4 separate regions of the Homo sapiens genome follow, and regions 1, 3 and 4 are each linked to region 2. Evidence: chromatin loops called from intact Hi-C (ENCODE). Cell type or tissue: sigmoid colon. All regions are shown on one strand.

Region 1 (8,000 bases), 49 kb before region 2:
CAGCCTGGCCAACATAGAGGAACCCCGTCTCTACTAAAAATACAAAAACTAACCGGGCGTGGTGGTGCATGCCTGTAGTCCCAGCTACACAGAAGGCTGAGGCAGAAGAATCACTTGAACCTGGGAGGCGGAGGTTGCGGTGAGCCGAGATCATGCTCCAGCCTGGGCAATAGAGCGAGACTCCATCTTGGGAAAGAAAAAAAAAAAAATCATGACCAGGTGTGGTGGTTCACATTTGCAATCCCAGTACAGGACTTTGGGAGGCCGAGGCGGAGGGATCCCTTGAGCCCAGGAGTTTGAGACCAGCCTGGACAATATAAAAAAGACCTCATCTCTTTTTTATTTTTTGTTTTAGTTATTTATTTTTTTCAGACAGAGTCTCACTCTGTCGCCCAAGCTGGAGTTTAGTGGCACAATCTCAGCTCACTGCAACCTTCACCTTCCAGGTTCAAGCATTCTCATGCCTCAACCTTCTGAGTAGTTGGGACTACAGGCATGCACCACCATGCCCAGCTAATTTTTGTGTCTTTAGTAGAGACAGGGTTTCGTCACATTGGCCAAGCTGGTCTCAAACTCCTGGCCTCAAGTGATACACCCGCCTCAGCCTCCCAAATTGCTGGGATTACAGACATGAGGCACCGTGCCCAGCCAAGACTTCATCTCTTAAAAAAAACAAAAAAACAATTAGCCAGATGTGGTGGCACAAGCCTGTGATCCCAGCTACTCAGGAGACTGAGGTGGCAGGATCACTTAAGCCCAGGAGCTCGAGGCTGTAGTGACCCATGATCACACCACTGCACTCCAGCCAGGGTGACAGAGTGAGACCCTGTCCCTTTAAAAAAAAAAAAAATCATGAATTTAGCAAATTGGATTTTCACAAATATTTAGCTTGATTGCAAACTTAAGCAAACACCTCCAACCAAACATTTAATTAAATTCATAAAGAGCAGCTCCTCTTAACTACTTTAAAGATATTAAATATATAAAACTCAAAAAAAGTCATGATTCTGAACTGTTTAATACCCTTACAGCAAAGCCTGTTATAAAAGTGTTAATACAGTGGATTTCGCTTTGTTTTTTATCCTAAGTTCCACACCTTCCTGGGGTGCCAATTTTGACAGCTTCCTAGGATTTCAGTGATTTTTACCAAGTACTATTTTTACCTTCCTAGGGTTTTTAACAATCTTACCAGACCACAAGAAGAAGAAAAAGAACCACCTCGAACTGCTGGGATTGCAGAGTCTGGGTGGTTGAACAGTTGATTCTGGGTAAGGATATGAGGCTGGGCTGCAAAGTCCAAGACGATTCAAATAAGGGGAGCTCCCTTTTCATCATTAAACCTTGTTACTTCACTAAGACTTTTAAAGTCCACACCTTTTGGAAAGGTGTCTGGGTTTTGCAACATTGAATTTTCCCCCTGGAATGAGATGAGTTCACATCTCACTTGGCAGCGTTACACAGTCCATTGCCCTGTCATCATGATATATTGGTGACCTGGGCTGTTAGATTATTAAAAACGTGTGTGTCCTCATTGGTGTTGTATAATAATTTGTAGGGGCCATCGTGAAGTTTCATCAGCTAAGGGAGGAGGCATGGAGTCCGTGAAGTTTGTGCTTCTCTCCAGGCCCATTGGGAACACATGAGGGACCCTTCTTTACCCAGTTGTCATGTGTGACCCCCAGGCTGAGAAACCCTGTCCTAGGACAGTGCCTACTTTTCCCCCAAACAAATCTGCTGACTCAGAGTTCCCTGCATTTCTTCTTTCCTGCTTACACAGCAGAGACAAACACAGATCTATCTTTATATACAGATAAGCAATTAACAGAAAAAACAAAAGACCTGTTCATAGGAAATGCCCTACTTATGAAAGTCAATACACAGTCAGGTGTGGAGGCTCATGCCTGTAATCCAGCACTTTGGGAGGCCAAGGTGGGCGGATCACCTGAGGTCAGGAGTTCAAGACCAGCCTGGGAAACAAGGTGAAACCCCGTCTCTACTAAAAATACAAAAATTAGCCGGGTGTGGTGGTGCATGCCTGTAATCTCAGCTACTCGGGAGGCTGAGGCAGAAGAATCGCTTGAACCTGTGAGGAGGAGGTTGCTGTGAGCCGAGACGGCACCACTGCACTCCAGCCTAGGCAGCAGAGCGAGACTTTGTCTCAAAAAAAAAAAAAAGTCAATACGAATGAACATATCCCATTAGATCCAGCCTCCTTTTAATCTCCAACCACTTCTCTGTACACTTAAAGTTTTTTGAGGATTGTAATGAATCCAGTCTGTCTTTAGCTCAGCCTGTTCCAATTAATGTCCAAATGCCAAGGCGTGGCTCCAGAGCGCCCTTGGTTTGACTCCTTTGTCCTGGCAGTGCTGCACCTGACTTCCTGAAAACATCCTTACCTCCTGGCAACAAGATGTTCCAGACCCATTCTGATTGTTTCCTGCTTCAAGATATGGAATCAACTCTCCTCCAAATAATCCTGGTTCCTTTTAATGGAGAATGCTATTAAAGATCACAATCTGAGTGCTGGCTGCATGTGAGCGTGGAGCAGGGAAGGTGGGGAAACGGGGTAAGCGTGCTGCTTTGGTGGCAACAGAGACAGAAACATATTTACTTGTAAGGTTGTGTTCATACTACTCTTTCCAACTTAACACAGCGTGCCTGGTGGGTTCCACCCACATTTCTCACAGTATGAGCCTTCAGAGGCCACTAAGACCTTCTCCATGCAGACCTAAATAAGAAGCCATAAATTCAGCCTTTACCTTTTCTCCCCATCCCTTCCTGTCAGGGGAAGGAAGCTGGACAGAGATTATTTTCTGACTAGCAGAAACAGTGCCACCACTTTACTCTTGTAAGAAGGCTGCCCTACAAGGATTTGGTTTTCAACTGCTTTCTCCAGCATATATTCTATGGGAATGGGGGTGGGTGCATGATCAACTTTGTATTTTGCACGGACGCCCCTGTAGCTGGGTCAAGGCTGGATGACAGGACAGAGGTCAGGACAGAGAAGCAGGAAGGTCACTCAAGAGTGGGCTGCAGGGCCAGGCGCGGTGGCTCACACCTGTAATCCCAGCACTTTGGGAGGCCGAGGCGGGCGGATCACGAGGACAGGAGATCGAGACCATCCTGGCTAACATGGTGAAACCCCGTCCCTACTAAAAATACAAAAAGTTAGCCAGGTGTGGTGGCATGCGCCTGTAGTCCCAGCTACTTGGGAGGCTGAGGCAGGAGAATGGCAGGAACCCGGGGAGGCGGAGCTTGCAGTGAGCCGAGATTGTGCCACTGCACTCCAGACTGGGTGACAGAGTGAGACGCCGTCTCAAAAAAAAAAAAAAAAAAAAAAAAGAGTGGGCTGCGGCCGTCCAGAATGAGAGCCTTGAACCAGGGAGGCAGCAGTAGAGGTGGAGAGGAGGACATGGAGCTGGGGATTATTTGGTGTCTGGACAGAGGAGATCAAGGTGCATCCCATGTCCCTGGCCCTAGTCTCCAGGTGGAAGGAGGTGCCAGCCCAGGGAGAGAACAGTGGGAGACACAGACACCTGAAGGGCCTGGAGTCAGCTTGGTTTTGACCTTGAGCTTGAGGTGTCTCCATTCAGATGGAAATATCCAGCTGTCTGTTGGATGCATGGGATAGGATGTCTAACACAAACCACAGGCCGAGGAAGCTCCCAAGCTCAGGCAGGTGGTTTGGAGCTGTCTGTTGCCAAGGAGTATTCTCCAGAGGCCGTCAACAGCTTGGGTTGTTTGCTTACACGGCTTGGGAAGACTTGGAGGCACTTCTCATTCTCATTTTGTGTGAGTCCTTGCCAGGAATCCCTGGTGTTTTTACTTAACACCAGAGTTCCAACCCAAATTAGCAAACGGCCCAGGAGGTGGGACTCAGAGAGAGGGCTGACCATGTCTCTCCACTGCCAGCTCTAGAGAACAAGGTTGGGGACCTAGAATCTAGGCCACAGAGGCTTCTAGAGCAAGCCCTGGCGATTCCAAAAGATGGTCTCTGCCTCCCAGGGTTTCCTGGTAGGTTCTGGAGTGTCTGGAGGGACAGTAGGGGTGAGGAATAGAGGAGGGTTTGCAGAGGAAAGATCTTCTCCCACCTCCCATGCAGCAATTTTGGTGGTGCTGTGGGGGTGCTGTGGGACGGGTCTGGCCCAAGCACCACCTGCCCCCCAAGACTTCGCCTTGGCCAGGGCAGCATCTGGGCCCCACCCGCAGAGAAGGCACCACCGCCTCCCTCCCTCGGAGCATCCGCAGGACTGTGCTCATCTGGGAGTGTTGTTTGAACTGCAGCCTGTTTTCACTCAGGGTCTGGACGTGGCAACTTGGATCCTGGTTGTTTACCTAATCTAGCGTTGGGTTATTTTTTCCCCTTTCCTGATTGCAAGAAAGTGCCAAATGTAATCAGCTGTCTGGGCCCATCGCTGTTCTCGGCTCTGAGCCAGAGAAAATCAGACCTAGAGAAGGATCGTTCCCAAGGCCAAAAGCTCACCCAGGGGCCTTGTTCCCAGCCTTCTTTCTCACCTTTCCCCAGTAGGGACCTAACCTCGAGAGTTCCATCTCCTCCTGGCCCCGTCACACTCCAGGCTCATTCCCCTCTCCCAGCCTGAGCTCATACTCTCTCCCCTGCTGGGGGTGCCCTTCCCATTTCCTTACACCTCCTGGGACCCCACCTGTCCTCACAGCTGAGCTTGGCCGTCATTGCTTCCAGCCCACAGTGACTGGGTCCTGGTCACCGCTCAGGACCAAGGTAGAATGTGACCACACCCTGCCTTCCAGCAGCTTCTGACACAGGCAGCGGCGAACGTGTGCGTTAACAATTACAGCCCCAACTGGAAGGATGAGAAATTCCTCTTCGGCATTTAGAGAACATCCTCGAGCCGACTTCGCTGCTGTCTTCCTCAGGTCTCCCAGGCACTTCTGCCTGCCACCTCACTGCCACCCCGCCGCCACCGACAGCACAGCCTCTCTTCCAGCCTGGGTGGGGGTGTGGGCTAGAGTTCCAGCTGCCTCCTGAAGTTGTTGGGAAATGACTTAAATCTTCCTTGCTCACTAGGGCTTGGAAGTGAAGTAAGTCAGACATATGTGGATTAAACCTTGTGATCACCACCGACCAGCGCCTAGAGAGGATGTGCGACACCCGCCTCGCTGCGTGGGAGCATGCAGTGAGATCATTTGCACAAAGTACTTAGCATCCAGCACACGGTACTTCCTCAATAGGTCTAAGCGGGCATTTCTGCATGTATTACATTCCATCCTCAGCCCAACCTTCATAAGGAAAACAAGACCAGCTCATGCTTCCTTCCGTTCTCCAGACTGACGTGCGGTAGTGCAATCTCAGCTCACTCCAGCCTCAACCTCCTGGGCTCAAGCTAGCCTCCCACCTCAGCCTCCCCAGTAGCTGGGACTACAGGTGTGCACCACCACGCTTGGCTAATTTTTTATTTTACGTAGAGATGGGGTTTCGCCATATTGCCCCGGCTGGTCTCAAACTCGTGGAGTCAAACGATCCACCCACCTTGGCATCCCGACCGCTGGGATTATAGGTGTGAGCCACTGCACCCAGCCTCTGTTCTCTTCTTCAAGCACAAATAGATGCATGCACTGCTCCGCAGCCTTGTGCTCTAAATAAGTAGGGTTCACAGGTGAGGTCTTTTCTCATGGCCAAATTGTATAAATGTAGGCAGGGAAGAGGGCAAAGGTTTTCAGAGCCAGAGACGGCACAGAAGTTCCTAGTGATGTCTGGTACGTGTAACTGCCTGTCAGCTGGTGGATGGGAAGCTGCTGTGTGAGCAAATATTTCTCTTCCTTCCCTTCCTCGACCTTCCATTCCTCCCCACACACCCCTTCCAATCTCATGGGTCTCCTCACCAGTGCTGGCCTCCCTGCCCCTCCAAAACATACCTGAAGAAATAATTCCCCCCAAAAAGAAAAATGTGTGTACAAAGATATTCATCACAAAATTATTTATAAAATGAGCCTCGATCTTCAACTATTGAGGAACAATTTAACTACAGCATAAAAAATGTTATAGAAGACTCTACAGATGTAAGAATGCATCAACATGAAGACAAATGTCTCAAAACACATTTATAAGCTGGTTCTAAGTAAAATAAGCAGAACATAAGATTGTTTATAAACACTGTGATTAGAAATAAGTAAAAAAATGTGTATTTCTCTGACTAAAGTTAGAAAGGGGCACAGATAAATGAAAACAATTGTGTAAGAGGAGTAGAAGGGGTTATGCATTGGCATGCTTTTAAATTCCCTTAATGTTACTGCAAAGTTATGTTAATAATAAAAATGTCATATAAAAATAAAAATGCCAGTCCTCTGTCCTATTCCAAGTAAGTTCATGTCAAGATGATCATGGCTTGGAGTTACCTTCCCCTGGTTGTATATTTGGATCTGAAAGAAGCCTCCTGGGAAGGAGACCTCTTAAATTTAAGAGGAAACTCTAGGAGATGAGGTCTGGGACAGGGCAGAGTGGAGCAAGGTCTCTGCTGCCTCAGCACCTGGCATGTGCCCTCACAGGGCGGAGAATTCGGGCACCGGGGGCCCAGGTGGCCATAGAAGGCACCACAGTTTTCTGGGCTCCTCCTATGGGCCAGGTGCCCAGCAGTCAAGAGGTAAATTAGAGATGGTACCCAATCCTCAGTTGCCCCATTCCATGGGACACACAGAGAGACCAGGGTCAGTCCAAGCTACAGTGTGGGTTAAAAGGGCAGGAAGCGAGTCACTGAGGTCTCAAAAGACAAGGAGGGGCCAGACATGGTGGCTCCTGCCTGTAATCCCAGCTCTTTGGGAGGCCAAGGCAGGAGGATCACTCAAGGCCAGAAGTTCAAGACCAGCCTAGCCAACATGGCGAAATGCTGTCTCGACTAAAAATACAAAAATTAGTCAGATGTGGTTGTGTGTGCCTGTGGTCCCAGCTACTCAGGAGGCTGAGGCACAAGAATCGCTGGAATCCGGGAGGCAGAGGTTGCAGTGAGCCAAGATGGCACCATTGCACTCCAGCCTGAGTGACATAACGAGACTCTGCCTTTAAAAAAAAAAAAAAATGCTAGCGGTGGTGGCTCACGCCTGTTATCCCAACACTTTGGGAGGCCAAGGCAGGCAGATCACCTGAGGTCAGGAGTTTGAGACCAGCCTGGCCAACATGGTGAAATCCCATCTCTACTAAAAATACAAAAAATTAGCCAGGCATGGTGGCAGGTGCCTGTAATCCCAGCTACTTGGGAGGCTGAGGCAGAAGAATCACTTGAACCTGGGACGCGGAGGTTGCAGTAAGCTGAGGTCACACCACTCCACTCCAGCCTGGGCGACAGACCGAGACTGTCTCAAAACAAACAAACAACAACAAAAAAAGACAAGGAGGATTTTGTCTGGGTAGGACCCATGCTGGGGGTCGGGGTGCTTTAGGGGAGAAAGCATGGACTTTGCATCCTCAGCTGAGATCCCAGCTCTATCACTTACTACCCAGGTAACCTGGAGCAAACTATTAATATTAGTTTTCTCGTCTGTGAAATGGGCATTTAATGATCTCTACCTGAGTATTAATTCTCCTGTGTATGAAGAGAGGTCATGGATCTGAAAGTACAGTGCCTGCACCTGGCAAGTACTCAGTACATGTTGGCTTTCACACTTATTTTTGGTGGAGGTGGCAGGAAACCCAGGCAGCCTGTTCCAAGTCCACGATGCTCCCACTGAACCACGTGGTAGGAAGGACAGAAAAAAGTGCTATGAATCAGGACAAAAGACACTAGAGCCCAGGCGCGGGGGCTCATGCCTGTAATCCCAGCACTTTGGGAGGCTGAGGTGGGTGGATCACCTGAGGTCAGGAGTTCGAGACCAGCCTGGCCAACATGGTAAAACCCCGTCTCTACTAAAAATACAAAAATTAGCTGGACGTGGTGGCAGGCACCTGTAATCCCAGCTACTCCAGAGGCTGGGGCGGGAGAATTGCTTGAACCCCGGAGGCAGAGGTTGCAGTGAGCTAAGATCACGCC
Region 2 (8,000 bases):
TCAATTTGGAGTTGTCAGCATTTTCCTGCTCCAAATTTTGACTTGAAGTCAATGGAGTCCTTCAAATCGGAAATTTCCCTATGTTGATTAAGCTTCAGTGCTCATAGAACTATCATACTTTTGCCTGTTTTATCAAATTCATTTTTCTCAGGTTTTGGGATTTGAAAAAAATATATGATTTCCCAAAAAAAAATGCCCAGAAGAAATCCCTGCATGAAAACACTAGGCCATGATCTTTGCCTGATTGCTAAAGGAAGAATCTTGTTAAACGAAATAATATCATAAATGAGAACGTGCATGGGGGTAGTGAAAGCAATGGGTTAGGCCCTGGTTGCTGCCTGTTAGAAGAGCCCTGGCCCTCACACACCCACAGCCCAGGCACGATGTGATGTAACCCTTTATTATTTCCCAGGACATCTCAGATCTGTTTTCCTCTGAAATATTAGGACTCACATCAGCCCTTTGGTCACAGTTAACAGTGCATCATTTACATCTATGTGTGACTTTGTCACTCTGTGGCACCCAAGTAGAAAGAAGAAGGTAAAGGCACATTAGAAGAATCCATTCTATTCCCTTTCTGCTGTCCTAGCTGTCAAATCAGCAGAAAGCTTAGACAGACCGTATGTTTACTGGAAGGGAGGGTAGAGCCCCAGAGAGGCTTCGGACTGAGACCTGTTCTGCCTTCTGTCTGGAAAGGGAAGAAATTCCTCCACCAGAAGCAACAAGAGTTGGGAAGCAGAGATCAAAGAAAGCAGGCAATTTCTGCAGGAAGGGGGAAGGGAAAAAGGGAGGGAAGAGTGATGGGTCCCAGGCGGGGGCGGATTTAGCATGAAACTAATGAAGCTTCAGCCTCAGCACCCCTCGCTTGCAAGGACCCTTCCAAGTTCCTGGGTGAGGCCCCTAGAAATTGGTTTAAAATTTGCAAAATTTGGAAAAGTGAGATATATTAACAACAATCAAGACTACAGCCATGTGTGGTAGCACTTGCCTGTAGTGCCACCTACTCAGAAGGCTAAGGCTGGGGGATCACCTGAGGCCACGAGTTCAAGATCAGCCTGGACAACCTAGTGAGCCTTCCGTCTCTAAAAAAATAAAAATAAAAAATTAAGACTACAGGCTGGGCATGGTGGCTCACACCTGTAAGTAATCCCAGCACTTTGGGAGGCCGAGGCGGGCGGATCACCTGAGGTCAGGAGTTCGAGACCAGCCTGGCCAACATGGTGAAACGCTGTCTCTACTAAAACTACAAAAATTAGCTGGGGGTGGTGGTGGGCACCTGTAATCCCAGCTACTTGGGAGGCTGAGGCAGGAGAATTGCTTGAACATGGAAGGCAGAGGTTGCAATGAGCTGAGATCAAGCCACTGTACTCAAGCCTGGATGACAGAGCAAGACTCGTCTCAAAAAAAAAAAAAAAAAAATTAAGAATTAAGACTACAGTCTTTTCCCTCCCTGACATCCCTCAGTCACACTTCCTTTCTTGTTGGGTGGTATTTGGAGTGGCTGTGGGCATTTTTAATCTCTATCTAAGGAGAAATTGAGTTGAGAGTATGTTCACTTATGTGATTTGCAGTCACTTTCAAGTATAGTTTCTAGCAGCCCCTCCCTCAGTCAAGGAATGGCTTCTAGGGGCATCTCCATTGTCTACTGTATTGACTTAATACCAAAGGTCCTATCCAAATATAAATGTGACTTTCAATACCTGGCACCGGAAGTAGGTGGGAAGTGGAACAGAAAGAATGTTGAAAACATATGGAGTCAGAAGCTAGTTTGTAGAAAATTCTTTCAGCTATGGTAAATGTAAAAGGCAGGGTTCGCTTTTCACTGATGTCTAGTCAACATTTTCTTCTTCCAGGATATTCCCCCTTGCTGTGACTATTTTTTTTTTTCTTTTTTGAGATGGAGTCTCCCTCTGCTGCCAGGCTGGAGTGCAGTGATGCAATCTCGGCTCACTGCAACCTCTGCCTCTTGAGTTCAAGCAGTTATACTGCCTCAGCCTCCTGAGTAGCTAGGACTACAAGCGCCCGCCACCATGCCCAGCTAATTTTTGTATTTTTAGTAGAGACGGAGTTTCACCATGTTGGCCAGGATGGTCTTGATCTCTTGACCTCGTGATCTGCCCTCCTTGGCCTCCCAAAATGCTGGGATTACAGGCGTGAGCCACCGTGCCCGGCCTTTTTTTCTTTCTTTCTTTCTTCCTTTTTTTTTTTTTCTGAGATGGAGTTTCGCTGTTGTTGCCCAGGCTGGAGTGCAACGGTGCAATCTCAGCTCAATGCAACCTCTGCCTCCTGGGTTCAAGCGATTCTCCTGCCTCAGCCTCCTGAGTAGCTGGGATTACAGGCATGCACTACCACGCCTGGATAATTTTTTGTATTTTTAGTAGAGACGGGGTTTTTCCATGTTGGTCAGGCTGGTCTTGAACTCCTGACCTCAGGTGATCCACCCGCCTCGGCCTCCCAAAGTGCTGGGATTACAGGTGTGAGCCACCATGCCTGACCTGTCGTGACTATTCTTAATACTGCTGCGAATACAATTATAAACGCACTGTACATTTATTTATTTGTTGGGATTGAAAAAATAGAATGTATGAAATTCTTGAGTTAACCATAAACCTATAGCAATATTACAGAAATTTTTGATCAACTATGCTGGAAAAAACACTAAATTATCTTTCTATTATTTCTATAGAAAATGGCACTACAAAATTGTTGGCATTTGAAGCGGTCATCAAAGAGTAGGCAGACAGAAGCACATGGAAAAATATTATAGAAGTGTATCAGTTAATAAAAACGTGAATTTTCTGGATTTTGTGATGTTTGTGGTATTTGTCAGCCTTTAAAAATTTATAACTTGATGTCATCTATTTTCTCATTCTAAATATTTACTTTTATATTCAACTTTGTATTTTTTTATTTTGTGTTATTTTTCTTGAAGAGATCTCCAAATTATATAAGCTTCAGACTTCACAAAACTTGATCTGTGCCTGGACTGTGGTGTGGGGCCCAGGGATTTATACCAACAGCCATTCTTGGCCCTCAGCAGCCTCTAGGGTCCCTAGCCCATTCTCCAAAGTCCGCATCCCAGCCCTCATCTCAGGCCCTGAGAGCCATCAACAACATAAGGCTGAGGAACTCTTTGCTTCTCTGGGGAGCAGGAGGGTGGGTGAGCCAGTGAGACATGCATTTGCTGGATTAGACCTCTGGGGACTTTTCCCCCAGCAAAGTCCTGCCTGGCAGGGTGGTTGGCCATTGTGTCAGTACCCACCACCCTCCTGTGAAGGGTGAGCCCCTGGCCCTTGTGGCCTGGGCTGAGGTCTCAACCACCAGCAGCAGTACTTGAGGCTGAGTCTGCTGTAGACTTTAAAAACAGGACTGGTGGCCAGACACAGTGGCTTATGCCTATAATCTCAGCATTTTGGGAGGCCAAGGCAGGAGAATTGCTTGAGCCCAGGAGTTCAAGACCAGCCTGGGCAACATAGGGAAACCTCGCCTCTAGAAAAACTTTTTAAAAGCCAGGCATGGGGCCAGGCGCGGTGGCTCACTCCTGTGATCCCAGCACTTTGGGAGGCCGAGGTGGGAGGATCACTTGAGGTCAGGAGTTTGTGACCAGTCTGGCCACCATGGTGAAGCCCCATATCTACTAAAAATACAAAAATTAGCAGGACGTGGTGGCACATGCCTGTAATCCCAGATACCCGAGAGGCTGAGGCAAGAGAATCGCTTGAACCTGGGAGGCGGAGTTTGCAGTGAGCCAAGAAGGTGCCACTGCACTTCAGCCTGGGCGACAGAGCAAGACCCTATCTCAAAAAATAATTTTTAAAAACCCAGGCATGGTGGCGCATGCCTACAGTCCCAGCTACTCGGGAGGCTGAGGCCTGCTTGAGCCTGGGAAGCCGAGGCTGCAGTGAGCTGTGATCATCCCACTGCACTCCAGCCTGGGTGACAGAGCAATACCCCATCTCCAAAACAAAAACAAAAACAAAAACAAAAAACAGGACCAGCAGGAATAGTCTGCTGTGGATTGGGACCCCTGAATGTTCCAGAGGGATTTAAGTGTGCGGAATTCAGACGTCTTCCCTGTTGTGGCTGGCCTTCCCGCCTCCCCAGCCGTCTGCCCGAATGAGTGCTTACTAATGAGCCAGAGAGCTCTGAGCCGGCCTGTGTAGGGCATCCATGCAGGGCTCCAGGGGCCCCTCTCAGTGAAACAACATGACTGTGAAAACAATCTGCTGCTCTTCTTCTTCACCCTGACCTTGGGTCATTCTGGCGTAAAAGATTACTTTGCTCCCAGCCTCGGGGAAGTTTTTGTACAATTAGCTACAACTCGGCAGAAAGACCCTGCAGAGAGAGCCCTGGGGTCACCAACTCAAGCATGAAAGGACACTGACCCCGTGTGGTCATGTTTGGAGGTGCAGCACGGGGAGAGAGGAAAGGCCCCGGCACGGTCCTTTGGCCAAACGACCCCTGCAGGCCCTCCCTGACCGACCTTGCTCTGTCCCTGCTCACTTCACAAGACCCTGGGGAGAGGACCTGGCCCTATCAGGGCCTGCTGACTCGTTCTCCCCTGGCGAAATGTCCCCACCAGGTGCTCTCAACTCTGGGGTATGACTTCACAGGCCATTTGAGTTCAGATGGGTAAGGCGTGTAGGAAATGAGCTCAAAGGGTAGGATGGATTTTGATGGGGTAAGAAGAGAGTGTTTCTCACTCACCCAAAGCACTGAGCACAGTGTCCCAAACATAATGTGGAGTAAACACGCGCATGCACACGTGCACTTCAGGTGCAGGAGACAGCCTAAGCAGGGGCAGGCAGGCAGGCAGGTATGGAATGTGCATGGAGGGCTGGAGAGTGGAGCTGCTTTTCTGCGGAGATTTCAGGTTAGGTGGAGCACTGAGCTGAATTTTCTAGAAGCTGGATTCCTAAGCCCCAGTTCTGGGCTCTTTCTCTGACCACACAGCTGTGTAGAAGGAAAGGGGCCTGAGTTCTGCCATCTGGGCTAGGAGTCGGTATAGAGCCAGCCAGTTGTAGCATTTCTGATTCCATCTGAATTCCTAACACATCAAAATCAGATTCCATTCTGGACATTCGTTTTTTTGTTGACGCTGTGATTGAGGTCTCATAAAAAGAAGGTGCCATGCCTAGGACAAATGAGGAAGGAGAGGCTCAGAAAAGTTAAATAGCTGTGTCTTAAGTCACAGCCACTCAGTGTGTGAAAAGCCAAGCTGGGGTTTGAACATGATAAAAATACACCATGGCCGCTGGGCTCCAAAGTGCAACCTGCAGCTTCTAAAGGAACTAAAACCTAACTTGTTTCCTTCTCCCCCAGCTCAATCCACTCTCCCCGCTGTAGCAGAGCCATCGCCTCAAGGCAAATTGCATCCCACTGCTCAAAACTGAGCAACTCTTCTCTGGTCTCAGGATAAAAATGGTATGTGTGTCTTGGCTTCACAGACCTCCCTAACCTCACCCCTTGCTCTCGCCACATCACTCGCCATTCTTCCCTCCTGTGACATGGAACTTCAGCCTTGGTTCCATGCCTTGGCCTCCCAAAATGCTGAGATTATAGGCAGTTCCCTAAACAGCCAGCCTCTCAGATGTGGAGGACCTTGATTTGTAAACAAATCACCAGGGGATTTTGATAAAATACAGATTCCAATTCACCAAGCCTGGTTTGGGGGTCCAGGTTCTGAAGCTCTAAGAAGCTCCCAGGTAGTATGAATCTTCCAGGTCCACAGACCACAGGTGAGTAAAGAGGTGCTAAACACACCATGTTCCCCTCACCTTTGACCGCCACCAAACTTCCTTTGATCTGAAACTTTTCTCCTTCCTCCCCAAGGCCCCCTCCTGTATCTTTCACCCGGGTGGTAAGGCTACTTCCTCTCCAGGCCTCAGCTTAGGTGCTGCTGCCTCCCGGAAGTACTCTTAACCCCTTTGAGAATGATTAGGTCATGTCTTATCTGTTAGAGATGCAAATAATCCCAGCACTTTGGGAGGCCAAGGCAGGCAAATCAGCTGAGGTCAGGAGTTTGAATCCAGCCTGGGCAACATGGCAAAACCCCATCTCTACTAAAAATACAAAAATTAGCCAGGCATGGTGATGCACACCTGTAATCCCAACTACTTGGGAGGCTAAGGCACAAGAATCGCTTAAACTTGAGAGGCAGAGGTTGCAGTGAGCAGAGATCGCATCACTGTACTCCAGCCTGAGTGACAGGGCGACACTCTGTCTCAAAAAAAAAAAAAAAAGAAAGAAAGAAAGAAAGAAATGGGTGAAACGGGCCAGGCACAGTGGTTCACACCTGTAATCCCAGCACCTTGGGAGGCCAAGGATCACTTGAGACCAGGAGTTTGAGACCAGCTTGGGCAACATAGTGAGACCCTGTCTCTACAAAAAATACAAAAATTAGCTGGGTGTAGTGGTGCGTGCCTGTAGTCCCGGCTACTCTGGAGGCTGAGGTGAGAGGATCACCAGAGCTGGGGAGATCAAGGCTACAGTGAGCTGTGATTGCTCCACTGTACTACAGACTGGGTGACACAGTGAGACCCTCTCAGAAAAAAAAAAGGAAAAAGAAATGGATGAAATGATAATGATAGGTGGGATTTGTCTTAAAATACTCAAGAAAAAATATGGGAACAGGTACATGAAACAAAAATGGCAAAATGTCGATCATTTTGATTGTTGTTGAAGCTGGGTGATGAATATGTGAGAGCTCATTGTACTATCCTCTCAATATTTGTGTTTGTTTGGAAGTTTTCAAAATAAAAAGCTTTAAAAAAATTTTTAATAGACATAGGGTCTTGCTGTGTTGCCCAAGTTGCTCATGAGCTCCTGGGCTCAGGCAGTCCTCCCACCTTGGCCTCTCAAAGTACTGGGATTACAGGTGTGAGCCACCATACCTAGCCAGAATAAAAAGCTTAAAAAAATGAAGCCTGAGATAAGTGCCTCTCCCATGTACCCCCTTAGGCGACTGTCCTGTCTGCCCCCACCCTACAGCACGTATCGTACTGCCTCATGAGTGTATAGTTTTTCAAGGGCTGAGATTGTACTGTGTTTTGTTCATTTTTCTACACCAGCCCCTAGCACAGTGGTTGGCACAGAGTAAATTCTCAACATATTTTTGTTGAATGATTGAATGAAAATCCTGCCAGGTTATGTTAGTTGGCAGAAAAGAAGCAAATCATTGAAAATGTATGTCGAAATGAAACAACGCATATTGTTCCACCTTATGTAGAGCTGTGCTGCATCTGCTCCTGGAATCCTCTGTAAAGGTCACTGTGTCCCAAGGAAGATTCTGTGTCACATGAGAGAATCCATTTAAATCGTTAAGAAGAAAGCAAATGTAGACACTGGAACTCTGCCATGTATAAGGAAGAAGGGTGAATGGGTATGTGATCCAAAGGTGTTGAAAACAGAGAGTCATTCATTCAATCACCAAATATTGGTTCACTGTCTAAGCTTCAGCTTTGCCTGCAACGCTGGAGACTACTTCTCCAAAGTAGTTACTTGCATGAGATTATATGAATGGAAGCCTGTGTATATTGGCCAAATGAATGAGGCAGAAGTGGGTTTTGCGGGGGGTGGGGTGTTGTTTGTTTTGTGCAGGGATACCCCAAAAGAAAGGGGAGAGAACAGGGCAGTGGGCGAGATGGTGAGATATCTAGGCCCCACCCCAGTGGGACCAAAGGGGTAACTCAGAGCTGGAGGCTAAAGAGCTGACTTTGTAAGACCTGGGGTGTCAGTCTAATGACAGTCTGAGGCAACCCCAGGAACCCCAGGATTCGAGAATGAGCCCTTCTTGGCTCCACTGCCCATACACATCTGCTCAGACCCAGTACTGCTTTAATGTTCTGAGGTCTCTGGGTGACCACCAGCAGCAGGCGACAGGGAAAAAGGCCTGGGTTTTCTGGCCTGAACAATGGGATGAATAGGGATAAACATTGACAGGCATGAGAAATAAAGTGGGAAGAGCAAGCTCAAAGGAGACATAGTGTGTTCACTCACCA
Region 3 (8,000 bases), 130 kb before region 2:
CTAACTTTTCTAGACCTATGATTTTTACCCTAGTCATGTCATAACCACAGAGGAGTCTTAAGTTTATGTTTCTTGTTTTTCGCTGCCTTTTCCTGGTTTATGTCCCTTTTCATTGACCGGTTACTTAATTATGCAAAAGTATTTATGGATAATTTTTGGTAGAATTTGTGTCCACGTTCTGCCAGATCATTTTTTTACATCTCAGACTCTTCTGCGGCAATTTCTTTCCTTCTGTATGTATTCTGTCAGCTGATAGTTATATATCTAACCTATGATTATGGACCCCTCCCGAAAACAAAGGTCATGTCAATGAAATATAACTCTTATGCTGTCGTCATGAAGACTACTGCTACTTTCACTTTCTAAAACCATGTTCCTTTTTTGGTATTTTTCAATTGAATAGTGTCTTCAAAATGGGTAGATAATGAAAATAAGGCAAATATAGATGGAGTATGGAGAATTATTATTATTTTACTAACAAGAGAGGGAATGAAAACAAAAGATAGGGAGGACATAACAATCTGTATTTCTATCGAGGCCTTCTTTTGCTGACTGATAGCCAAAGCACACATGGGTATTTTTTTTAGCTTTTTATGTTTTCATACCTTGCTTTCTGACATATATAGAAAATTTAGAAACAGTCATCTATTTTATTTTTAAAAATAGACTTTTACTATGTAGGAGTTACCTATACCAAAAACCAATAAAACATTTATTATATCTCCAGATTCGTGGAATTTAGATATGGGTTATTTTAAAAACTAGGGACAAGAAATAAAAGCCATCATCCTCCTGGGCACATGCATATCATTTTTCCTATATATTTAATTTAACTTACCACTGCTAAAGTCCATTCATTTTAATACTAGAATGGAAACTCTGAGATCATAAAATTATTTTACTTAAATAATATTTACTATGAAATAAACTACCAAAACAAGGAAAATGCAGGAAGTAATATAAAACTCTAAAACAAATAGAATTTTATGAGCAATATTCTGATTGAACAGCTTGTATTAATACCAGACACAGATTTTTATAAAACAGCTAAAAGCGCATCATCCAAGACTGCTGTTAGGACTTTGCATCAGTGTTGTCATTGAAGAACAAAAAACACCAAAATGCTAATCTAAATTAAAACAAAAACAGCTTCCTTGTGTGTATTCTGCCTTGGCTCATTGTGGTTCCTATAAGATTAAATCATAAGATAAATCACTGTTTACCATAAGAGAAAGTGGTCTAAATTAGCATTTAAAGGAGGCAACTAAAAGTTTAGTTTTTAAATAAATATAATTTTTTTTTAATAAATACAAAAGTATTGGCTTCACTGTCACTTAAAGCAGGGCAAGGAGCCACATTTCTTAAGTAGTAGACTAGCTACGTCAGGAGTAAAGAACTGGTTTTAAAAATACATTTACTGTTATGTTTTCTGAAAACATTCTCTTATTTAATATTTTCTCACATATGTTCAGTTTTGAAGCAAAAGATCCATAAATCTATGTTACCTCATAAAACTTTCTGTATATGTTAAAATTTTCCTAGGCCCCAAGAGAATGTTATAAATTAGTTATAGAATACTTACGTTTAAATTTAAGTCTTTACTTAGTTGTTTTTAGAAGAGAAAAAAAAGTCTTCTATGCGTTGGGTTAATTTTATTAGTAGCTTTTCTCTTCATAGTTGCTATATTGCCAGCTAGTAGAGAGAAGAAACGAAAGTCAGGATTTGCCTCCTTTCAGATGGTAAACTCACAGAGGCATTTAACTGGCTGTGTCATGCACTGAAAACAGCATGAGGCAATGAAGTTAAATTTATGAAGCATTCAGGATATGTTAGATAAAGAATTTCTAGATTGTGAAATATGTTCTGGGAAGAGACTTGAGAACAATCTAATCCCCTGGATATATTTAAGAAAAGGATAAATAGTTATCTGTGTAATTTGGGGTTCAGATTAAATGCCTGCCTTAAGACAGCGTCAGTAAGAACTGAGGCTTAATGAAGTCCTGCACTTCCCATAGCATGCAACAACAAAAAAGAGAGATGACAGTATTTCAGATCCACTGTTGCTTGGAAATTTTGTTAGAATTTCTTGTAAAATATGTGTTTAACAGAAATCCTGCCAGCATTTACAGTTTTAAATCTTTAAGGAAAGGACACAAAAGCAAAGTTGGAAAAAATTTTAGCTTTACCATTATTTGCTTGTTCAAGATTCTTAACCATTAATATCTTTAATTTTTACAAGGCTAAAGGAGCCCCAAATCTAACAAACTTAAGTGTCTTTGGTTTAAGGCATACTATTGGTAACGAGTAATTTTATCTTTAATAGTTTTTATAATGCATGTAAAAAAAGCTCCCAGATAGAATATTGAAGGAAACCTCTTATGTGTGCTTAACAAAATTATTTCTACCTAAAATATTACATATTTTTGGCCTTTTAGTCATGAATTTAATTACATCTTCTGGGTTCTTATTTTCTATTGTTAATACCACTTACATAATGCTTTTGTGTGTATATCAATAACTTAGCTTTTCCAAGTGATTCCATTTGTAGCAAGTTTAATTTCTGTCATCCAAATTAAATTACTATTACATGTAAGCCTGGAAAGCTATTTAAAATTTTGAGTTGGAACAAGAAATGCCATAGATTAATCTTAAATCTGTACAAGAATTTCTGCTTAATATTTGGTTATACTGTAATTGAGATTTTGTTGCAAAGACTTTCAACTATTTTTGTATCTTAGCTTTGTTTTATGACTACACTGAGAAATCCAACAGTTTATGTATATCTTCAGCACACACACTGTGGCTGCAGGAAGAGAAACTAATTGTGTTCACGACTATTTAGTTTGTATTCCTTTGTTTTTAATCATTGTGCTGTAAGCCTTATACATTTAATCTGTTACTTGTTAAAATTTCTTTCTACTGTCACTAAAGCACTTGTTTTCAGAAACCCAGCATGGCATGCATGTATCAGTCTGTAATCATATACACTAAACATCATTAAATTGAACCTCAAATAATGCATTAACCATTGCACAGTACTTAATGTTTTTATGTCAAGTTGCAAGATAAAACCTTTTTCAGATGAGATAAACTGTAGTATATTCCAAAGGTCTTTGTTTAGTAAAAGATTCTGAAATTTCTACTACAAATATAAAATAGTTATGCATTTGCTATACATAATATTTTTAAATAAAAGAAATATTAAATACCTTTTTGTGTCTGTTGATTCAGTGAATCCAGAAACTTGCTGCCCTTATTCTTGATTTTAAAAATCAGTGTAGAAGTTTGTTCATCTGTGACTTTAATGGCAGCTGCATTTTTGTTTTGGACCGTTGAATCCAAGCTGTAAGAAGGAACTTCTTTTTCCTTTTACAATACTAATCAATTGAATTTGACAAGCCACCTATGTAATTTTAAGTAGTATAGTGGAAGTTCTGGTCTGTGGGCCGTCTTTAATCCAGCAGAGAAAGCGTTGTGGCTTTGCTCTGTCTGCCACATGGAGAAATGCAGTAACCAGCTGCAGCTGACCCAGATTGTATATACAGTACCCCTGAATAGTGATTCCCTCTTTCTCAGTAGACTCAAGTTCAGCCCACATATTACATCACCAAAAATTGCTGGAGACTGGGGGCGGGAATCTCCTTAGGATTTCCTCTTTGTAGCCTTAAATAGGGGGGTGGGATCAGCAGGAGGTTGAATAGTTTTGAACAAGGAGAGATTGTGTGCAGGTTGAAGGAAGGGCACCATCTGGAAACAAACTATCATAGTTCAGCGGGCAATTATAAAACAAACATTTTAGTCTGCTGGCCAGAGATCTTTTAAGTTGAATACCGAAAAAAAAAATAGTGCTCCACTTCACTTAGAAGTAGTTGCAGGCTGATGAGTTTGGTTTTTGTTAACAAAGAACAAGAGCTAGACTTTGTCAGGAGGCAGCCACCTAAATAATGTAATAAATACTCTTTATAGCCTAGAAGAATTTGTAAACATTTTACTAAGTTGCTAATGAAGGTTTTAAACTTACAAGAAACTTGATGTTGTTGTAGTATGTTATGTCTTACTGTGTAATGTGTCTTAAGATAAAACAGCCTTTATATATAATTACCAAACATAAGTGAAATTCTTTCAGATGCTTAAGACTTTTAAATATTACATTCTGGTGTTACATAATGTCATATCCTCCTATTCTACAAAATGACCTCTCCTCTCTGTAAAAGGTCATTCTTGTTATTAATTGATGTGGTGTGGTTTAAAAACAAACATAACCCTGAACTGAGTAAAAAACAAGGAAGCTCTGACTCTATGCCAGCTATGTGAACTTAGACAAATCACTTTACCTGCCTCTGGCAAGGTTCTTCTGCTATGAAATAAGGTGGTGGAAGAAATGAATAAGTGTTGAGTACAACTATACTATTGTATTTCATTAATTGAAGAAATGTTAAATAACTCAGTAGCTGAAGAAACACAAACTTAGGCTTAAGTAACTTAGCTTAGCACTTAAGTACTAAGTAGTGGAACTGGGATTTGAATCTAATGCCAAAGCATTATGCCACACTCTCTGTCATTGATTACCTAGTTGCTGTAAGCTGCTTCTAGATAAAACTTTTGGGCTTTCTCTACATACCTGTGCTTTCCCTTCCTTATTGCTGTAGCTTGTGCTGTGTTTCTCTTTCTGTTAGGCCACACTGTTGATCCACATCCTTTATTTAAAGTCTGAGCTTATTTTCTACCTCTTTCACAGAATCATTTATTTGAATTCCTATGCCATATATAGGTATACCAGAGGTTGCAAACACAAGGGCCTAGAAAGGCAAATGCTCACAAGAAGAATGGAGCAGGTAATATAAATCAGTGAAGTAAATCAGTAGTAAGATACTGGAGGGAAATGAAGTTTATGGCAAGTTGGCATCCTTTTGGTTAATTTAAAGGGATCTGCCTGCACCTTCTCAGCTGTGCTTGTGGCCATGAAGGATTATGAGACAGTGTTGCCAGATCTTCCCATTATTCAGGAAAAAAGAGCCATTTAGATTTTTCCTGTAATACTTCCTGATTTTAAAAAACATTGGGACAGATGTGCTGCCAGCTTCTGGCCTCTGATTTGTATTATGTATCGTTTCTTGAGCATTCAGTAATTATGTTGTAGTCACTAATGGCTTAAATCTGGGAAAAATAAGAGATAATAAATTCTTTCTGAGCTTTTAAACTTTCAGCAGTTTGGAGCTTTCTAACTTGAGCACTTAGTAATATCACTAGCCAGGGTAGGAAATTGGAATGACAGGTATTTAGGGACAGATTATGGTTAGATATGTTAAATTGAAAATGAAAGTCAGGAGCTCAGTTATATGGAGAGATTTGAAAGTCACCAGCAATTAGGTAGTAGCTAAAGCTATGGAACTAAGATACTAGAGAAAGTACATGTAGAATGTAAAGGAAGGTTAATGACAGACCATGATACCAATTTCCAGGAAACCAGCTTACAAGAAACATGAGGAAAAAGAAGAATGGTGGGGGCTTAGGGGGAAGATACGAAAGTTCAAGGTAGGGAAAACCTGAGAACTAGACGAGAATGGTTACAATACTGCAGAGACATTACATAGGGAGGGGAGACCAAGAGAGATGTTTTAAGACTTAGAATGAGAAAGTTATTAATGCCATTGCCAAAATAAGTGATACATACAGATTTCAGATTATTTAGTGTGTTGAAGGGTGACTAGATAAAATTTAACTGACAAATTAGTGTCCACAATACATTAAGAAATTAGAAATCCATAAGAAAAAGACAACCCAAAAGAAAAAATGAACAGAAACATTTATTACATAGAAATATATACGTTTAACCTTATTACTAATCAAGGAAATAAAAATTAAGACACAGAGAGATACCATTTTATACTCAGAAGATTGGCAAAATTGAGATGGATAATACCAATTGTTAGCACAAATGTGGATCAACAGAAGCTTATATACCGTGAGTGGGAGTATGAATTGATACAGCTTTGAAAAATAATGTGACACCATCTTGTAAAGTTGAATATTAATATACTTTAGCACTTGGCAGTTTTGCTCCTAGGCATGTTTGTATATCCTGAAGAAATTTTGTACATGTGTACTGGGAGATGTGTATAAGAATGTCTATAGCAACATGGTTGGGGGTGGGATGGGAGTAACTCAAAAGTCTATCAAATAAAATGGATGAGTTACAATTGTCACACATTAGCTTGTTCTCATTATAAGGAATTACAGCAGCATTTAACAGCGTGGACAAGTCTTAGAAACAAAATAGACGAAGCAACCACAGAAGACCATATTTTTAAATTTTATTTAATAAATGCTTATAAATCACTTGGTATGTACTAGACACTTTTTTTTTGAGACGGAGTCTTGCTCTGTCACCCAAGCGGGAGTGCAGTGGTACGATCTCGGCTCACTACAAGCTCCGCCTCCTGGGTTCTCGCCATTCTCCTGCCTCAGCCTCCCATACTAGACACTTTTCTAACATTACAAATACTATTATTTAATCCACACATACAATAAAATATGATTTTTAAAGCTCAAAAATAGGCAAAAGTAGGAATACAGACAAATGTCGGGGAAAAAATAAGGGAATGATCTTAAAGTTCAAGGTAATGGTTACTTCTGGACAGGAAGCAAGGAGATGAAGTAGAGAAGGAACATACAGATAGATGCAACAGTATTGATGATGTCGTAGTTCTTTTTTAAAGTAGTTTACCCCAACATATTAAAATATTAACATGTAACCAATAAAAAAGTTAATAGATATTTTACATTAATTTTTCATGTTAACTCTTCAAAATCTTGTCTATTTTATATTCAAATACACCTCAATTCAGAATAGACCCACGAAACAGTAGTCACATGTGGCAAGTGGTTATATTGGACAGCACAGTATAGCGAGTGACTACAGGCGAGTTGTCATCTGAGTTTAATAAGATGGAAGAATGGCAAGAACTGGCACATTAGTACCCCGCTCAAATCCCACTTCTTCCTTGAAGCTTTCTCTGATCCCATCAGCAAGGAATGACATTTTTTTGCACAGAATTCTTATGAAACTCCTGTTTAAACTTTTCTGTGCTACTTTTTTATATCTTCTATTGCTGTTATTGATGTACATATGCCAACATCCCCGTGCCATTTCCTTGAGGAATCTTTTAGCTCTCCTTAGGGATGTTGTAGTCATAAGTTGACTGGTCTTTCACAAATGTTTATTATGTTGTTTGATAACAACAAGTGTCACATGTGTTGATAATTTTTTCTTAGGGCAGGAGTCTCACCATGTTGCCCAGACTGGTCTCAAACTCCTAAGCAGTCTGCCCGCCTCAGCCTCCCGAAGTGCTGAGATTACAGGCATGAGCCACCGTTCCCGGCAATAATTTTTGTGAAATCACGATTCTCACACAAATATGAAATGAATATGTGTCAGAATTTTCATTTAAATTATTAAATTTATAAGGGAATCAAAAATGTGTCAAGGGAGAATTCAAAGTAACACACATATATGCAATCAGGAACGCTGAAGTAAATTTACAAATAGTTGCAAAATTGGTCATCACTGATTAGATCCCACTGGACATAATTCTTTGGCATGTTTATGGACAATAATTTGTATTACCAGTTTTCAACAGCTGTGCAGAGTTGTAAAATAGCTCAGAAGGACCAAATGGGTGCACTGGAGACAGGATACCCAGTAATCTTTTTTCCCATCTCAAAGTTTTTCACAATTTTCCTGACACATGTGTATCAAATATTACATTAAAAATAGAACGAAGAATAAAAGAAGTGTACTATTGTATGTTTCTCTTCCAAGGTGTTTGTTGAAGGGAGGACAAGGATGTTATCTTGAGGCGTGGGATCAGATTTGAAGGAAGAGTTGCTTAGATTTTGTTTTATAAGTAGGGGAGATTTAAACATGTATATTGGGCCAGGTGCAGTGGCTCATGCCTGTAATCCTAGCACTTTGGGAGGCTGAGGCGGGTGGATCACTT
Region 4 (8,000 bases), 190 kb before region 2:
TCAAGTTGTGGATGGAATAAAAAAGAAAAATATAGTTCTGCACCAAATGCAGTTGCCTTCACAAGAAGATTCAATCATGTGAGTTTATAAATTTTGATACTGTGTCTGAAATTCAGTTCCTCAATATATACTTTTTCCTTAAGAAATAATTTAACTTTTTACATCAGTTCTGGAATATTTTCAGCCAGTATCTCTCAAGTATTGTCTCTGTGCATGATCTCTTTTTTTCTCTGTAACTCCTATTGAAAATTTATTGGAACTTGACATTCTTTCCTGCTTGTCTCTTAACCTTACATATTTTCTCTCTGTTTTTGTCCTCCATTCTGAGTGATTTCCTCAGATCTACATTTCAGTTCACTGATTCTCTTCAGATGTGTTTTATCTGTTTCAAATCTCTATGCTTTTACACCAGTCATGCTCTTTTCTTATTTTTATTTTATTTTTAAAATTTATTAATTTTCAACATAGTTTCTGTGTTATTATTGGAACTTCTTGGGGTACTACTACTCTATTTCTGCTCATTCTTAAAGTGGTTTTTTCAAAGATATATAGTGAATTTTGTATCTTTGGCTTGAAAGCTCGTGTCTGTTTAAGCTTTATTCATGAGAATTTTGCTGCTGCCTCAATTGAGGGAATACATTATTCTAAGAGGCTTTTTGTTTGCTTTTGCTCATACGTAGGGTTGTCGCAGACCTGGGACTGTTTTTTATGTTTATTGTTTTGCTTGGGGCATCTTTGTACTTCTCTGTAGTAAAAATTTAAATACCAAATCCAGTTAAAGGCAGCCTGTAGTTAACAAATTCTTCTTTTAAAATTAAATTAATTTTTTCTTTTTTTAGAGACAGGGTCTCTGTCACCCAAGCTGGAGTACAGTGCTGCAGTCATAGCTCACTGCAACCAGTCCTCCTGACTCAGCCTCTCAGGTAGCCAGGACTACAGGCATGCACCACCACGCCAGACTAATTTAAAAAGAATGTTTTGTGGAGATGAGGTCTCACTATGTTGCCCAAGCTGGTCTCGAACTCCTGGCCTCAAGCGATCCTCCTGCCTCAGCCTCCCAAGGCACTGTGATTGTAAGCATGAGTCACTCTTCTCAGTCTACAAATTCTTATGAAAGAGTTTTTCTTTTTTCTCCTTGACCACCCAGAGCTTACATTATTATAGATGCACTTGTATGTTGTCTCCCTTTTTCAAGGGAGTTGAAAAATAAGTGAATTGTTTTAGTCTGCCTTTTCACTGAGATTGTAGACCTTTGAGTAGCATTAGATAGAAATGGAGGAGCGGAGAGGTGTGAGGCCTTGTATTATGTCTTTGAAGGAGCATTAAGTCCCAAGCCCCTAATGTCACCGAGATAGGAAATCCTCCAAGGGCAGTTACAGTACCCACTCTTGTAACCACTGCTTTGCTTTTATTTCCTTATTTGTTTTTGATCTCTAGAGGAAATCCTTTATTTTTCTTCCAATTCAGAAATACATTAAAAAAAAACAGTTTGTTATATGTAACCCAGCAATTCTAGGGGTTGATAGCAAAAATACTTTTTCTTGTGAGTCCAGTAATTTTATGAAACCATGTCTTGGTGTTGGTTATTCTGGGTCAGTGTTCTTAAATGTAGTTGGCTTTAATGGACTGTCATTTGGGGAGCACGTACACTTACCCTTCCAGTATTGGGGTCTCGGGGTGGCTGGATTTATTACATAGTAGCTTAGGGCTCTCCAAGAGAATGTTCCAGCAATCGAGGCAGGGGCTGCATGGTCTTTTATGACCTCGTCCTGGAAGTCAGTGTCACTTTCACTAACACTTTCTTCATCAAAGCAGTCACAAGCCTGCCCAGATTCAGTAAGAAGTGATATACGTCCTAACTTTTGATAGAGAGTGACAAAGAATGTATGCTTAAAATCACCACAGCATTTGTCTAAGCCAGGTGCAGTGGCAAGTGCCTGTAGTTCCAGCTGCTGGGCGGCTGAGACAGGAGGATCACTTGAGCCCAAGAGTTCAAGACCAGCTTGGGCAACATACTAAGACCTTGTCTTAAAAAAAAAAAAAGTCACGTTGGCCAGGTGTAGTGGCTCATGCCTGTAATCCCAGCACTTTGGGAGGCAGAGGCTGGTGGATCACCTGAGCTCGGGAGTTTGAGACCAGCTTGGGCAACGTGGTGAAACCCTGTCTCAATTTAAAAAAATACAAAAATTAGCTGGGCATGGCAGCTTACACCTGTGGTCTCAGCTACTTAGGAGGCTGAGTCAGGAGAATCACTTGAGCCTGGGAGGCAGAGGTTGCAGTTAGCCGAGATCACCCCACTACACTCCAGCCTGGGCAACAGAACAAGACTCTGTCTCCAAAACAAAACAAATCACCATAATATTTGTATTAAAATTTGCCTGATGTTAAATTTAATTAAGTTGGTGAACATGCACTTTAGATTTGAATTCGTAGTTGATATTTGCTAAGGTTATTGTTAAGATTTCCATAGCATAACTTGATTTTTTTTTTTTTTTTAGGAGTAAACCTTGTTAGAACTGGGGAGGATTATTACTTTTAGTAGCCCAAGTATAGTAACAAGTATTAAGGTGACTTTGTAAAATATGTATACTTTATATTTACATATATATTTGTAAAATATATGTAAAATACATACATAATGACATTTCTTTACAGATGAAAATTGCAAGTAAAATCTGAAATATTTCTCATTAAAAATGTGAAGAAATATGAGGCAGTGGCATTATTTGTTGCACAATAATTTTGAACTATATTCTGTATTTAGATTTGTATAAGTGAACCAACTTACAGTGCTTTGACTTTTTTTCATAGTACATGAATTAAAGTGTATTACATGGACATATTGTATCATATAATAAGCAAACTATTCAGAGTAGAGCATTATCATATTATATATCTAATCTGCCTTCTAATAAATTAGTTTTAATTATTTTTTAAATCAAGATGGTTTTATTTGAAAGCATTACAAAATTTTTGAAATGCAGTTTTAATCTTAGAATGTTAACTTAGATATATATTTTTTTCTTTTGATATTTTATTTACACCAAGAAAACCCTACTTGGGAATCTTCACTTATGATTCTACTCAATCTAAATAAACAGTCATGTAGAATTACACAGCCACAGAAAAACCTGCTATAAGTAGCACCTTTAACAATGTTTAATTTTAGAGCTTACCTAATTCTGCCAAAATTTTTTAAAATACAGCAAAAAAACTTACAAATTAAAAATCATAGTGATATTTATTTAAAATTTTTATTTACAGGTAAGCTTTTGGGTTGTTAGAGAGATTCTTCATGCTCAAACATTAAAAATTAGAGCAGAAGTTTTGAGCCACTATATTAAAACTGCTAAGGTAAGAAAAACTTGTGTTTTTATTTTTGAGTTCAACCATTCATAAATGTTTGTAAGTGAATAAATATTCGTGATGCTTTATTCACTGTTTATTGATACTGGAAAAATAAGACTCATTGATATAAGTCAATTTTTAAAATTGGATGCCTACTTTCTCTGCCTTTTCCTTTATTCTTCCTGTTTTCCTACCTTTTCTTTTATATTCTTCCTCCCACTCTCTGAGTAGCTGAATTATGTGATCTGTTTTACTGAATAAGTAGACAAAGGTTGGATTATGGTAAAGTATGATATTTATAAAATATTGGACTATTCTGCAGGTGATGAAGAAAGCCATAAAGAATTAAGTAGGAGAATACTACTTCACTTCTGAAGTGAACCATGTGAAGAATAAGACTTTATTTTTAAGAGAATGGTATATGTGATATTACCACATTGTTAACTGAACAGTTATTGTGTGACATAGATAATAAATACAGCAAGAGAAATGGAGAATGGATTTCAAAGGTAGTTGGAAATTAGAAGGGTGAGACAGGATGTTCTACAAAGGATACCAAGATTTTATTAAAACTTGTAACAACTCTGAATTTGGTTGGAGGGGCAGAAAGGGGGAGTGAGCCCTTCCCTCTCCATCATGAAGGGTCAAGGCCGGCAGCGATGTAACAAAAGACAAGTTAATGAGAGAAAAGCATAGCAGATTTATTACATGTGCATAGGAGTCATACAAAGTATAAACTCAAAGCAGGGCCAAATGGTTGATGCTTAAATATCTTCTTCACTGGGGAGAGGGGAGTTTTGGGGGAGGGGGTACATAAGAGTAAGTGATTTTCAGGTAAAATGAATGAGCCCAGAGAACGAAGTCCTGAGACCAAGTTTCTCTGAGCTCTAGGGGAGGTGGCATTACAGGTTATGGGAGAGCGAAGGGAGAAGAACATGTTAAGCAAAGACAGATATCTCAAGGAAGTATCTCAGATAATCTCAGAGCTACCCTCAGAAAGAATAGTTGGGGTCGCCTATGGTTGAGTTAATCTTTCCTAGATCTGGACAAGGGAGAGGATGCTCAGAGGAAGCCTAGCTGTTCATTTCACCATTGTAGATTTTCTTTACAGATGTGAATCTCCTCCACAAAGGGCAGCTTTTCAGGGCTATATCTGTCCGTAGGCCCTCTGAATAGCTATCTCAAAATATGTCAAAGAAGTATATTTTAGGGTAATATATTTTTGGTTTCCTTTAATGTTAAGTTCACTAAGAAGTATGGTAATTGTAGCCACGTTCATTCATTACTCTTGTAATAAATACGTAACTTTCCTCACATGTGAATGAAAGAAGGCAGAATAAAATGAGGATATCATGTTTACAGTTATTAAAAGTCATAACTCTTTCCTATTTTCCTTAAGAACATGGGAGCAATTGTATTCTAACATTCTATGGCACTAGGTGGCAGAGCTAGCCTTCTACAAATTTGATATTTTGCAAAAGTGTCAAAATATTTTTAGAAATTCTTTGTGATGATATGTTAGGTAAATACTTTTTTTTTTTTTTTTTTTTTGGAGGTGGTGTTGCGCTCTGTGGCCCAGGCTGGAGTGCAGTGGTGCGATCTCGGCTCACTGCAAACTCTGCCTCCCGAGTTCAAGTGATTCTCACATCTCAGCTTCCCAAGTATCTGGGACTACAGGTGCATGCCACCACACCCGGCTAATTTTTGTATTTTTAGTAGAGATGGGGTTTCACCATGTTGGGCCAGGCTGGTCTTGAACACCTGACCTCAAGTGATCTCCCACCTCGGCCTCCCAAAGTGCTGGGATTATAGGCGTGAGCCACTGCACCCGGCCAATACTGGTTTTTAACTAATAAAAATTAATGATTCTTCATGGATTCTGCATTATTATTTTCTGATATTTTTGTTAGTTTTTAAATTTACTTGTATGTTCCACTCAAAACCACCAAATTTTGCTCAAACCTACCACTGTCTTCATCAAACAATCATTTAACTTCAGTTCAGACTTTGAATTATTTTTGACAGCACTTGCCTTCATCCCAAGCTCTAAACTCATAATTGTTTTTTTCTCATTGTCCCTTAAACCCTTCTATTCTGACTCTCTGCCTTCTATACTGTTTGTTATAAAACTGGCAGGTCTCTTACTTGAGTATTGTTATCAGTCAGCATTCTCCAGAGAGATAGAACCGTAGCATTCTGTATAAACATGTATAAAGAGATCTAAATATAAAATGTATAAATAGATTTTAGGAATTGGCTTATACAATTGAAGGGACTGGCAAGTATGAAATCTGTAGGGTAGGCCAACAGGCTGGAAACTCAGGAGTTTAGGCACTAGTCTTGAAGCAGAATTTCTTTTCCAGGAAACACCAATTTTCAATGTTAAAGCCTTTCAACTGATCAAATGAGGCCCACACACATTATCAAGTGGAATCTCTTGATTTGTAGATGTTAACCGCATCTACAAAATATCTTCATGACAACACCTAGATTAGGGTTCGATTAAATAACTGATACTAATAGTCTAGACAAGTTGACACATCAAACTTACCATCACATAGATACAAAAGAATATAAGAATATTTAAAGTATCAAAAGAATGATAATGTGGATACCCATGCACCCACTGACCACTGGGAATTTTCATATGCCTCTTCATATGCCACCTCCTTCCCTTCTACTGCAATGGGAACTACTGCCTTGAATTTTTTCTTTTACAGTGTGTATGTTTCTGAATCATATGTTGCTGCAAATATATGCTTTTGGATTTTGTTTAAATTGAATTATTCCATATTTACTTTTGTACTTTCATAACTCAGCAGTGTTACTTAATGGTTTTGGGAGTAGCTCTGTTGTAGAGTATCCTATTTGTATATATCACAAATTATTCAATGTACTTTGGATTATTTCCAAATTCTTGGCTATTATGAGCCCTGCTGCCATAAGCATTCTTGTATGAGTCTCTTGGTGCTTATGTGACGGTTGAAGCCCTAGAAATACAGAGTTCGTACTAGCAGTGAAATTACTGAGTCTCTCTCTCTCTCTCTTTTTTTAGACAGGATCTTGTTGTTCTGTCACCCAGGCTGAAGGCCAGTGGTGTGATCCCAACTCACTGCATCCTTGACCTTCTGGGCCCAGGCAATCTTCCTACCTCAGCCTCCCGAATAGTTAGGATTACAGGCATATGCCACCACCTGTGGCTAATTTCTGTTTTTTTGTTTTGTTTTGTTTTGTAAAGACAAGGTCTCATTATGTTGCCCAGGCTGGTCTTGAACTCCTGTGCTCAAGTGATCCTCCCATGTTGGCCTCCCAAAGTGCTGGGATTACAAGTGTGAGCTACTGTACCTGTCCCCTCGTCTCTTTAGCTTTGTTATAGATAACCTCCAAACTGATTTATATTTATATATGCTCACTAGCAATGTATGAAGATGCCTGTTGCTCCACATCCATGTCACCATCTGATATTGTCAAAATTTTTCATTGTTGCCAATTCTGGTGGATGTGAAATTTATCTCATTTTAGTTTTAATTGCTTTTCATTGAATCTGATAGGAGTGAACATCTTTTCTATGTTGGCCATTTAGGTTTTCTCTCTTGAAAGGTCTGTTTAAGATCTTTCAGCAGTTTTCTGTTTTGGTATTGGTCTTTTATTGTGTGTGTTTTGGTTTTTTTGTTTGTTTGTTTTTATTTATTTATTTATTTTGATGGATTCTCACTCTGTTGCCCAGGCTGTAGTGCAGTGGTGCAATCTTGGTTCACTGCACCCTCCACCTCCTGGGTTCATGTGATTCTCCTGCCTCAGCCTCCCAAGTAGCTGGGATTACAGGCTCACACCACCATGCCCAGTTAATTTTTGTATTTTTTTTTTAGTAGGACAGGGTTTTGCCATGTTGGTCAGGCTGGTCTTGAACTCCTGACCTCAGGTGATCCTCCCATCTCGGCCTCCCAAAGTTCTGGGATTACAGGTGTGAGCCACCGCGCCTGGCAGTCTTCTATTGATTTTTGTAGGAGTTCTTTATATAACTCTAGATGCTAGTTCTCATAAGCTTTGCATGTATCTTGCTATTTGTAGCTTGTCTTACCACTTTTTTCGTATTTTCTGATTTACATGTTCTTAATTTTAGTAGTCAGATTTACTGATCCTTAATTTCTGTCTTGGTCTGTTCTGGCTGCTATAACAAAAATACCGTTAACTAGGTGGCTTGTAAAAACAAACATTTATAAACAGTGAACATTCTAGAGAACTGTGAGGATTAAGTCCAATATCAAGGTGTCAGCAGATTCAGTGTCTGGTAAGGGCCCATTTCTCATAAAGCCCTTCATGTTGCAACAAAGTTCCTTCAAGCATTTTCCCAAACAACATTTCCTCCATATTGCCCTGCCAACACACCCCACTGCTACAATATAGATGAAGGCTGTTCTGGGAATTTATGTAAGTGGGATCCTACAGAAAGCTATTACTTGTGGTTGACTACTCTTGCTCACCATGTTGTTGAGATTCATCCACATTGCATGTTATTGATAATTCTTTTATTGCTAAGTAGATTTCCAGTGTATGGATATTCCACAATTTCTTCATCATTTGCTTATTAATGCACATATTGTTTTTACTTTGGCTTTTATGAATAAAACTGTTATGAACATTTTTGTGGA

What was found. Hi-C counts contacts between places; a loop is a spot of excess contacts. Peaks named below come from ENCODE experiments on the same cell type or tissue, not always from the same donor. Only the 100,000 strongest peaks of a DNase experiment are listed, where the experiment ranks them.
Region 1: it touches region 2 in a loop (2.2-fold over the local background); 4 of 110 quality-filtered maps call a loop at or near these places.
Region 3: it touches region 2 in a loop (3-fold over the local background); 8 of 110 quality-filtered maps call a loop at or near these places.
Region 4: it touches region 2 in a loop (11-fold over the local background); 57 of 110 quality-filtered maps call a loop at or near these places.

Annotation. Positions count from the first base shown.
Region 1 is chr1:178,949,439-178,957,438 of GRCh38, forward strand. No RefSeq gene overlaps it. Among named protein-coding and RNA genes, the nearest start is that of FAM20B, 72 kb to the right of the region's middle. In sigmoid colon, no CTCF peak of the experiment used is centred here; DNase peaks (open chromatin) are centred at 3,813 and 4,413.
Region 2 is chr1:178,998,479-179,006,478 of GRCh38, forward strand. No RefSeq gene overlaps it. Among named protein-coding and RNA genes, the nearest start is that of FAM20B, 23 kb to the right of the region's middle. RefSeq lists a silencer at 4,458-4,557. In sigmoid colon, CTCF peaks have their summits at 1,899 and 4,410 (motif pointing left); DNase peaks (open chromatin) are centred at 1,943 and 4,403; H3K4me3 peaks cover 435 bases; H3K27ac peaks cover 891 bases.
Region 3 is chr1:178,867,532-178,875,531 of GRCh38, forward strand. All of the region lies in intron 8 of RALGPS2 (Ral GEF with PH domain and SH3 binding motif 2), which reads left to right. It overlaps ANGPTL1 (angiopoietin like 1), which reads right to left and starts at 3,546. Exons shown (of 6, transcript NM_004673.4): 1 at 3,210-3,546; 2 at 1,583-1,692. In sigmoid colon, no CTCF peak of the experiment used is centred here; no DNase peak of the experiment used is centred here; H3K4me3 peaks cover 4,234 bases; H3K27ac peaks cover 770 bases.
Region 4 is chr1:178,808,051-178,816,050 of GRCh38, forward strand. It overlaps RALGPS2 (Ral GEF with PH domain and SH3 binding motif 2), which reads left to right. Exons shown (of 20, transcript NM_152663.5): 5 at 1-78; 6 at 3,265-3,354. It overlaps LOC124904462 (a long non-coding RNA gene), which reads right to left and starts at 1,733. Exons shown (of 3, transcript XR_007066749.1): 1 at 1,655-1,733. In sigmoid colon, a CTCF peak has its summit at 4,792 (motif pointing right); no DNase peak of the experiment used is centred here.